Linked DNA regions of Homo sapiens: region 1 is linked to region 2. A link is a contact called in ENCODE Hi-C or POLR2A ChIA-PET data. All regions are on one chromosome and are shown on one strand. Each heading gives the region's core, a stretch centred on a gene start or an enhancer-like site at or near the end of the contact. The rest is flanking DNA. Distances are from core to core; before and after follow the strand shown.

Region 1 (5,594 bases), core at 1,455-3,954, 150 kb after region 2:
CTGTACAGTGGGGCAAACTCAGCTCACTGCAACCTCCGCCTACCAGGTTCAAATGATTTTCCTGCCTCAGCCTCCCAAGTACCTGGGATTACAGGAGCCTGCCACCACGCCTGGCTAATTTTTTGTACTTTTAGTAGAGATGGGGTTGCACCATGTTTACCAGGCTGGTCTGGAACTCCTGAACTCAAGTGATCTGCCCGCCTTTGCCTCCCAAAGTGCTGGGATTACAGGCGTGAGCCACTGTGCCCAGCCAAACCTCGGCACTTTTATCCAACAAATATTTATTTCGTGACTATTATGAGTCAGGCTTAAGAATACACTAGTAGGTACAGCAGGAGAGCATGTAGAAGAGGATAGATGTAGAAAATCGGGACGGCATGTTAGGAATATAGATAGGAATTACTAAGGAAAATTGTATTTTTGTGGAATTCTTTGAACTCGTTACTATTAGTAAACGGTGAGTTTTGGTTCTACTCTTCAATGAGTTTAAGATGAAGGAAATCATTAAATAGTGCTTTCTTTTCTTCAAAAGTTGGGTTGCATTGCATAGTTAAAGTTCTTTAAATTCTTCTCTAAACCCCAAGGCTAAGCAATATACAATCTAGTTACAATGGTCTGCTTGCTGTTACCAGAATCTGTCAAGCTCTTTCCTATCGAAGGGTTTTTTCCATGTACTGGTTTCTCTCCTGCGTGGTCTTGTTCTACCCTTGAGGAGGGTACCACCTCCTCATTGCTTAGTTGTCAGTATAAATGCTCCTTTCTCAGAGAGGCCCATCCTGACCATCTGTGTTTTTTTCCTATCAATGCTTTAACAAATGACCACCCATGGGTGGCTTACATACCATGAATGTCTTCTCTTACCATTCTGGAGGTCAAAAGTCCAAAATGGGTCTGTCTTAGTCCTTTTGTGTTGCTATAAAGGAATGCCTGAGCTGGGTCATTTACAAAGGAAGGAAATTTATTTGTCTCATGTTTCTGCAGGATGTCCAAGAAGCATGGTGCCAATGTATTTCTGATGAGGGCGTCAGGCAGCTTCTACTCATGGTGGAAAGTGAAGGGGAGCCAGCATGTTCAGAGAACATATAGGGAGAAAGGGAGCAAGAGAGGGGAGGGGAGGTGCCAGAGACTTTAAAAGAACCAACTCTCTGGGAACAAATAGAGGGAGAACATTAATCTAGCCATGAGGGATCCACCCCCGTAACCTAGACTCCTGTCATCAGCCACGGCCTCCAACATTGGAGATCAAATTTCAACATGAGATTTGGAAGCAACAGACATCCAAACTATAGCAGGGTCTCCTTGGGCCAAAATCAAGGTGTTGGCAGGGCTGGGCTCTGGGGGCTTCTGGGGAGAATTTGTTCTGACTTTTTCGATTTCTGGAGGCCACCTGTGTTCCTTGGCTGGTGGCCACATCTTCCATCCTTAAAACCAGCAGTGCAGCGTCTTCAATTCTGTCCCTGGCTCTGCTCCTTCTCTCCCCCTCCTCTCCCCCTTTGTCATCTTTTTAGGTTTATTTGTGACCTTTTAGATCCTTTGTGACTGCATTGGTCTTCCTTGGGTAACTGCGCATACTCTCCTCATGTCAAGAACTTACATCCCTCTACAAAGTCCCATCTGCCATGCCAAATAACACCTTTGCAGGTTTCAGGGTAGAGCATGGATGCCTTTTGATTTTGATTTGGTTGTTTTTGGTAGAGATGATATCTTGCTCTATTGCCAGGCTGATCTCGGACTCCTGGGCTCCATCAATCCTCTTGCTTCCCAAAGTGCTGGGATTATAGGTGTGAGCCAGTACACTTGGCCTTTTGGCACCATTATTCTGCCTGCCATCCTGTCCTAACTAAAGAAAGTAAGGTCCCTCCATCCTCCATCTTAGCCCTTCTTTCCTTAGCCTCCTAACACTCAACGCAATTTATATATTTTAATTTTTTTTTTGAGACAAAGTTTCACTCTGTCACCCAGGCTGGGGTGCAGTGGCGTGATCTTAGCTCACTGCATCCCCTGTCTCCCGGATTCAAGCAATTCTCTGGCCTCAGCCTCTCTGGTAGCTGGAATTACACGTATGTACCACTACTCCCGGCTAATTTTTGTCTTTTTAGTAGAGACTAGGTTTCACCATGTTGGCCAAGCTGATCTCAAACTCCTGACCTCAGGTGATCCGCCCTACTGGGCCTCCCGTAGTGATAGGATTACAGGCCATTGTGCCTGGCGTATATATTTTAAATTTTATTTTTCAGTTTACTTGGTTTTGCCTCCTTCTAGAACTAGAACATAAGCTCTCTGAAGTCAGGGACCATGCCTAGAATCGCCTTCCTTTTATCTCCCATCAGCCGAAACTAACTCTGCTGTGTCACGCTGTGTTAGGCTGTGTTGGCTGTGAGTAAGAGAAGTCTCACCCAACTAGCTGAAGCGAGGTGGGTTGGAGGGGGGATGCCTTGTGGAAGTGACAACTCTAGGCACGTAACTGGCTCAGACTCTGCTGGGCCCAGATATACAGATGTCATCAAGAGTCTTTCTCTTCCTTTTGAGCCCAGCTCTCCCTTTGTGACCCAGCAACTTCCTTCCCCGATGATGGCCAAGCCTTGAGGATGTGAAACTGCCCAGTGCCCCAATCTGGAGTCCACCATCCTGGGTCTAGCTGGGGACATCCTTGAATCAGCCTCTGGGAATCACTGAACCAACATGAGTCACTTGCTACTGTGAGATCTCAGAACACATGGATCAGGACAGAGGGCAGGGCTGTTTCCCCAAGGAAATCCAAATGCTTTACAGGAAGGGGAGTGGATGCTGGCCCGGCCCAGGCGAGGATGAGGAGTAACTGAGCTGCAGACCATTGTTTAGCCCTCCTTCCACCTGGGAGACTGGCTGCTGGTTCTCATTGCTTCTGTGGGTCTCCAGGTTTCTATCATTACACAGATTAGCACACGGTTCCATGATCATGGACCCGTTCAGTACACAATGAAATCATTTGCAAAGCACCTTGGGGTCTGTTAGAGAAGGGAATGGATGTCTGAGGTATGCTAAGCCTAATCTCCATCTTCTCAAAGCTCCACTGCCACTGTCCCGTAAGGGTGGGCAGATTCCTCCCCATTCTATAAAATAACAGCTACCATTTCCTGAGGGCATACTGAGTGCTGACAGGCACATCAACATCAGACCATCACCTTCTTATACCTCAAAATAGTCTGCAGGGTGACTCAGAAGCTCCTGGCTGGTAAGTGGCAGATCCAGAGATGAAACCCAGATCTAACTGGACCCAAGACAGAAATTTCTAGAACAGAAGCCACAAACGTGTTAGCTAAGTCTGGTTATGTCAAGTGGAATATTTCTGGCTTTGGGGGATCCCAGCTCTTTTTTTCTCTCTCACTCTGAGTATTTAGAGGCTTTTATTGCTATTTTTCTAAAAGGCAACATTAGTAATCAACTTTGCCAAAAATTTCATATGAACGGTGGGCTTTTCTTTCTCATTTGCTTTCGCTTAGTATTTTCCATTATTCATTTGGCTTCTTGAACCCTCCCTATCTGTACCCCACACTTACTCTTATTCACCCAGAACAGGTGTGTGCCACCTTGGAGAAGATGAAGCCAGAGAGAAAATCAGTCAGACAGGAATTATGTTGAAAGGTGACTGAATACATTACCACCTCCCAGGAGTTGAATGAAAAACGGCTATTTCTTTAGGACGTCAAACCACCTTTTTCCTCTCTAATTCATGCATATCCCTATACAAAGACCCAAGGTGGTGAGGGGCTGGTTTTTAGATAGTCTGGAGGCCCTCTGAGAATGCGAGGCCCTTGTTGTAAGGAAACGCTGGTGGGTGCTCACTCCTTCATCAGGAGCCAGCCGGCTCCCCTGCACTTACTGCTTTGGGGAAGAGTTTTTGTCAAGATCATTTTTGCAGATGGTTGTAAGGTAAACAGTCACTGGTCCCTAGGATATCTTGCTAATGAGACACCAAAGATACACATGGACAATGGCCAGACCATATTTTGTCACAGAATGCCGACCCACAAGCTCTGGAGCAGTCAACTCAGAATGGTCAGGACTTGGTCAGTAATGCCCATTTTTGCTAAATTTTGTCCCCACTTCCAACGCAGGACCAACCAGAGAAAGCCACATATGCTCCCCAAACCAATCATACAGGATGTCCTGGTCTAGGGAGCCCACCTCCGGCTTCCCCATGTCCACAGCCTCCAATCGGAGCATACTGGAAGTCATCCACTTTCTTTTTTGTTTAACCATAAAGCTTTCTTTCTCTCCACCTCCTTTGAGCCTCTGCCAAACACAACTGATGGTGGCTGACTGCCTGGCTGCAGGAAGTTCTGAATAAGTGACCTCTATTTGTTATTATTTGGGTTCCCTTTGTTTATTTTTACACTAGCTTTGCACTAGGTTAATTTTTTCCCACATGGCTTTTCCTGTTTGTTTCTTTGATTGTTTTTAATTAATAATTAGTTTGCTTATTTATTTGTTTATTTTTTGAGAGGGAGTCTCGCTCTGTCACCCAGGCTGGAGTGCAGCAGTGTGATCTTGGCTCACTGCAAACTCCACCTCCCAGGTTCAAGGGATTCTCCTGCCTCAGTCTCCCAAGTAGCTGAGATTACAGGCGCCCACCACCAAGCCCAGCTAATTTTTTTGGTTTTTTTTGTATTTTAGTAGAGACGGGATTTCACCATGTTGGCCAGGCTGGTCTCAAACTCTGGACCTCAAATGATCCAACCGCCTCGGACTTCCGAAGTGCTGGGATTACAGGCGTGAGCCACCGTGACTGACCTGTTTTTAATTTTTTTAGAGACAGAGTTTCACACTGTTTACCAGATTGGAGTGCAGTGGTGCAATCCTAGCTTACTGCAGCCTGTAGGTCCCGGGCTCAAGCGATCTTCCCACCTCTGCCACTTGAATAGGTGGGACTACAGGTGGGTACCACCATACCCAGCTGTTGAAAAAAAAATGGTGGGGTATTACTCTGTTGCCCAGGCTGGTGTTGAACTCCTGGCCTCAAGCGATCCTCCTGCCTCGGCCTCCCAAAGTGCTGGGATTACAGGCTTGAGCTACTTCCCCAGGCTCTTCCCCCGTTTGTTAATACATACCATGACCTTGGCCTTTCCCACCTCTTAGGTTTTGCTTACTTTCCCTTCTGTCCTTTACTTATGACTCTGCCCCCTTTTGACCTCTGCTAAAATTATTTGTTACTGTTGTTATGTTATTATTTCATGTGTTAAGTCTACAGTGTATAACTTGGGTTTACTTATCTCATTTAACCCTTAGGAAAACCTTACACTTAAATACTCAAAGCCTTGATTTTGCAGGTCTGATTGATGGGCATACAGAGGAATTAAATGACCTTGTCTTCCACATATGGTATAAGGCACAGTAGTGGAAGCAGGATCCAAATCTGTGTCTGTGTTTGGATCAACAGCCCTGGCCACCATCTTGATTCATTTCTCTTATCTGTAATTCTATGGAGGGAGGTTCCATTGTATATTTTTTTCTTTCAATTACAGTATTATTTGTATATTGGAAGCCTATTGTACTTTATCTGTGTAACTGTCGTAGCAGCTAGAGGCTAGTAGGACTGGCTGAAATGTCAGAGG
Region 2 (5,165 bases), core at 1,322-3,821:
CTGGGATTACAACAATCTAAAAAATTTCTTTACAGAAAGGAAGCAATGAACAGAGTGAAGCAGCATCCTACAGAAAGAGAATATTTGCAAACCACACATGTGATAAGGGGTTAATATTCAAAATGTACACACAGCGTAAATGCAAGAAAAGAATCTGATGTAAAAATGGCCCTTCCAACATCTAGCATTATTGTGTGTTGAATAAATACTTGTTTGATTAGGTCTAATCACTCTTCATGATTGGATTTCCAAAATGTGGACTCTCAGCAGGACATTACAGGGACAGTGGTTGGGTCTGGAGATGTCACCCTTAGCTGTTTTTCACAATGAGAGGTTGTTTTATCATAAATAAATCAATAAATGGTAGATTATACACCGGAGTTACTGAGAATTATAAAAAAATTAAAAAAGCCCACATTTTAAAGGGAATTTGGTATTTTTAACAAAGCATCAGGGGGCTGGGAGCAGTAGCTCACGCCTGTAATGACAGCACTTTGGGAGGCCGAGGTGGGCGGATCACAAGATCGGGAGATCGAGACCATCCTGGCTAACATGGTGAAATGCTGTCTCTACTAAAAATACAAAAAGAAATTAGCTGTGCGTGGTGGCGGGCGCCTGTAGTCCCAGCTACTTGGGAGGCTGAGGCAGGAGAATGGCATGAACATGGGAGGTGGAGCTTGCAGTGAGCCGAGATTGTGCCACTGCACTCCAGCCTGGGCAACAGAGCAAGACTCCATCTCAAAAAAAAAAAAAAGAAAAAAAAGCATCAGGGTTGTCACCATGAAGCAGGAGGAGAAAAATAATGCTGTTAGACTTCTTAAAGCGTATTTTGTGGTTTATTTTATTGCTCTGTAAATTGCAGGCTGTAATTCATGGGGCTCAGGCCAGTGATTTCACAGTTGATAGACCAGGCACATCTCTTCCCACCCCTTCCCCACCTAGGGGCAAGGTTTTCAGGAAGAGCCCCTTTTCTAAACCACACATGGCCTGCTCACAAATCTTATGATAAAACTCTACCCACTGAGAAGCACAAGGTGTGAGGCTATTGATGAGGAGTTGAAGGTGACAGAGACCGAGAAAGTGCTGCACACCTTTGGCCTAAAGGGTAATGAGCAACACACAAGGATTGGGAGATGTTCATGGCAAGAAAAATTCAGAAGGGACATTGTTGTTTCACTAATTCTGTAAAGGAGAGCAGCGGCATTTACTTAGGCCGATTCCCCATTCTCTCTTTCTGTTTTTAAACAGAGACAGATCTTGCTCTGTTGCCCAGGCTGGAGTGCAGTGGCATGATGGCATGATCATAGTTCACTATAATCTCGAACTCCTGGTTTCAAGTAGTCTTCCTGCCTTGGCCTCCCAAAATGCTAGGAATACAGGCAGGAGCCACTGTTACTGGTCTGTTTTTTTTCCTTAAATACATAGGCAACTTCCTCGATTGTCTCTCCTTTATTGGCATTGAGAGATAAGCACAATAATGATTGTTAAGATGGAATATTATGAAGGCTCAAGGAATACTTCTGAAGGCTTTTTGTCTATGAAGTACACGAGGTTTCTTAATAGTTTGGCCTCTGGCAAAAATGGTTTTATTGTAGTTTCATCCTTGTTGAGTCAATAATTAACTGAGTTTGATTAAAGCTGAATTTTCCTAAGTATGAAAACCATGTGGGCCCTTCTCTTTCCTCGTGATGCACGGTGATAGTGCGTATCTAACACTTGAAGGTGTCCACGCTGGCCCTAGCTCAGTGAGATGGCTTTGCTTTGGGGGGGTGAGGGGGCGGAGGTGGTGGAAAGGCAGCAAGCTACGATGTTCTTATGTGTGTGGCCTTGCTTCTGGTGGTGGGGTGGCACACATGCTCTGTAGTCTTTCTGGATGGGTTTGGCCCACGGGAGACCCCCTGGCTGTCCACCAGCCCCTTTGTGATAGTCTCATAGTCTTATTTGTCTTTTGGCTTGTATCCCACCTGTTCACTTTTTACCATAGCTAACCTTTCTAAGTGGTCAGGTGGGACTCATGGAGATTTTCCGTTCTTTGGCAACTAGCAGCGACTGCAGATTACTCATCAGCTGTCTCCTTGAGTCCACAATGCCGGGCGGTGGACGGGCTTCCTGCCTCCTGGCCCAGGGCCCCTTTGCCGGCTCTTAGTGTAGAGCACTAGTTGTACCATCTGGTAGTTGTTTGTGCCTGCGACTCTCTTCCCTATTAGGCTTTGACTCCTTAAGGATAAGAACCATGTCTTATTTTTTTTAATCTGTAGCTCCAGTATCCAGCCCAGGACTTGACACCAGCCTCTGTCAAATACATCCGTGGAACGCATTTGTAAGAAATCGAGGCCAAGGCACTGGAAGTCCCATTGTCTCTGGATGCTGAGACCTTGAATTTCATGCCATGGACCCCTCCCTTACATTCCGTCTTTAATGTGCTATAAATAGACATTCCTGGCCTTGCCTAAATAGGATTAAGTAGTACCAAATGGTCCTTACCGTTCTGAGGCCTCACTGAGACTCATTTTGAATCTTTAAAGAAAGCAGTAGAGGGATGGAGAAGAAGTGGGTCAAAACCTGGTTTCTGCCTGTGGGAAAATACAAAACAACACAACAGCAAAGCAGACTAGCATGGTTCAAAGCACACATTGAGGTTTTTGGTGTGCCATTCTAATGCATGAGCTCATTTTGAGCCAAGGATAGCTTTTTGGTGTAGAATTTTGCCAGTCCTACGGTCAATGCAGTACTAATTGTGTGTGTGACTTTGTGCAGTGGGGAAAGGTGGGGCTTTAAAATAAAACAGAAGGTATGAATTGCTTGGCATTTGCTGTGGTTCCTAAGTCTCCATTCCGCTTGCCAAGATTAAATTGAATTATTCCCGCTGCCATTCAGTTTTACTCTGCACAAAATACAGCCAACATTTTTGCATTTCTTTCTTCCTTCCTCCTTTTCTTCTTTCCTTCCTTCCTTCCTTTTTCCCTTCATCTATCTTTGTTCCGCTTTTGTTTGTTTTTTTTTAGATCGCTGCATGCTGCCGCGTTGGGTTAACCATGGTAGCATTTTACCATGAGAAGCCATAGCAAGATGTGCCAGGTGCATGCTGCTGGAACACCTGGCTGAGGCTCCAACAGCATTTTCCTATGACTGAGGGTAGGGTAGGTAGATGACTCATTACAATTTATAAAATGGGGGGCTTAGCTTGGGTATCATCGTGGTTATTCCAAGCAGTCTTCCAGCTGGACTAGCTTTTCGGGAACACGTGTGTGTTTGTGCTGGAAGCCCCAGTAATATCATTTAATTCGAAAGCTTTTTTCTATGATGAATTATTCAGGCAGTGTTTACCAAAATTGTCATTGATCAGTACAGACCCAGAGAGCATGTACAACAGCGCCTGTGCTGGGCCTGCTAGGAGTCGATATTTTCTGGCTCAAAGAAGTTCCAAAAGAATTCAAAGCCAGTGTGTCTCTTTCTCTGGACGGCCAAGTGATGCAGGTACCACGCTTAGGTCTGCTGGTGTTTAGCTTGACTTAAAACCCAGCCAGGGAAATATGTTTCACTTTGCTGGGGTGCAGGTGGAGGAGGCTATTATTCTTAGGCATTTAACAGTGAAGAATGTTGGGCAGGGCAGAGGGTCAGCTGAATGGCAGGGATTCCAGGTCTCAGTTAATGCCCACAAATTTCTGAACTTTGAACATAAATACCCTCACTGCAATACATGTTTTTCTTTCTCTCTCTTTCTTTCTCTTTTTTTTTTTTTGAAAAACTTTTTTGGAGCAGCACCTGCATGTTGTAAAAACACAAAATAAAAAAAAAATAAATAAAAGCAGACCCCTTGGTTCAGATATCTTTGTTTGTGTAAATGTTTTGGCATTCTTTATGAAAATCTTCAGATTTTCAAGAGCTTAAGATGACCTCCTCTAGCCGGCTGCAGCAGTGTCTAGGTATCTGTGAATGTGTAAGAAATTGAGACAGCCTGCAAAATAGCTCACCCAGCTTTTCTTTAAAGTTCCAACCTTTTTGCTGGCTCTCTTTCAAACTGTACTGCTCACTTTGGGCTGTACGTTAGAACCACCTGAGAAGTTCTTTTTCTTTCTTTTTTTTTTTTGAGATGGAGTCTTCCTCTGTCACCCAGGCTGGAGTGCAGTGGTGGGATCTTGGCTCACTGCAACCTCTGTCTCCTGGCTTCACGCCATTCTCCTGCCTCAGCCTTCCGAGTAACTAGGATTACAGGCATCCGCCACCATGCTTGGGTAATTTTTGTACTTTTATTAGAGACAGAGTTTCACCATGTTGGCCAGGCTGGTCTCGAACTCCTGACCTGAAGTGATCCACCCACCTCAGCCTCCCAAACTGCTGGAATCTGAGAAGTTACGTGAAACTAGCGATGCCCTGGGCTAATGAAATCAGGCTCCATGGTGGGGAAGGATGTTGCGGTGGGGTTGGGGTGGCAATGAAAGGTGAAAACCACTGTGGTCCCACCTGCCCATCGTCAGATTTCGGTTCCTCTCAGAGTTAACGTAGAAGGTTTCTGGGGGCATGGACCTGAGTCTTATCCCCTTTGCAAAAGTAAGAATTGTATCGTAGCCTGACTCAGGGTTTTAGCCAACTTCTCTGGATGCTAATGCTATTCTCTTCTTTATACTTGTCTTCCTTCCCAGGCACACATCCACTGGAGCTTTGCAGGGCCTATCTGCCCTTAGCCCTCCAATATCCTTTTCATTTTCTTTAATAGTTTTATTGATATATAATGTGCCTACCATATAATTCATCTGCTTAAGGTGTACAATTCAATGGCTTTTAGTGTATTCAGAGTTTGCATCCACCATCACAATCAGTTTTAGAACATTTTCATTAACCCAAGAAAATGACCCCTTAGTCATCACCCCAAATACCTCCTCTCTCCAGTTCCTGGCAACCACTAACCAATCTACTTGCTGTTTCTATGGATTTACCTATTCTGCGTACCTCATATAAATAGAGTGATATGTTAGTCGTCTCTTGTGTCTGGTTTCTTCCTCTTAGCATCATGTTTTGAAAGTTTATCCCTGCGACAGCATCTACCAGTTCATCATTTCTTTTTGTGGCTAAGTAATACGCCATTGTATGGATATACCACATTTTGTGTATCCATTCATTAGTTCATGGATTTTGTGTCTATTATGAATAATGCTGCCATGAGC

What was found. Hi-C counts contacts between places; a loop is a spot of excess contacts on that map. ChIA-PET counts read pairs that join two places held with the same protein, here RNA polymerase II (POLR2A). Pooled maps may share reads with other maps.
Region 1: a loop to region 2 is called in a map with no recorded cell type, with 2.5 times the contacts of the local background. The contact joins the enhancer-like site here to the promoter of WWOX-AS2 in region 2. A Hi-C loop is called at or near these places in 2 of 37 single-sample maps with no recorded cell type and 2 of 50 pooled maps. POLR2A ChIA-PET finds 5 or more read pairs at or near these places in 2 of 52 experiments (MCF 10A and WTC11).

What each region holds. Positions count from the first base shown.
Region 1 is chr16:78,644,511-78,650,104 of GRCh38, forward strand. The region is part of intron 8 of WWOX (WW domain containing oxidoreductase); the gene reads left to right. Among named protein-coding and RNA genes, the nearest start is that of WWOX-AS2, 150 kb to the left of the region's middle. Within about 2 kb of position 2,705, at least 2 of the 41 ENCODE cell types and tissues checked have a DNase peak (open chromatin) inside an H3K27ac peak, as active enhancers do.
Region 2 is chr16:78,497,465-78,502,629 of GRCh38, forward strand. It overlaps WWOX-AS2 (WWOX antisense RNA 2), which reads right to left and starts at 2,572. Exons shown (of 2, transcript XR_007065129.1): 1 at 2,485-2,572. All of the region lies in intron 8 of WWOX (WW domain containing oxidoreductase), which reads left to right.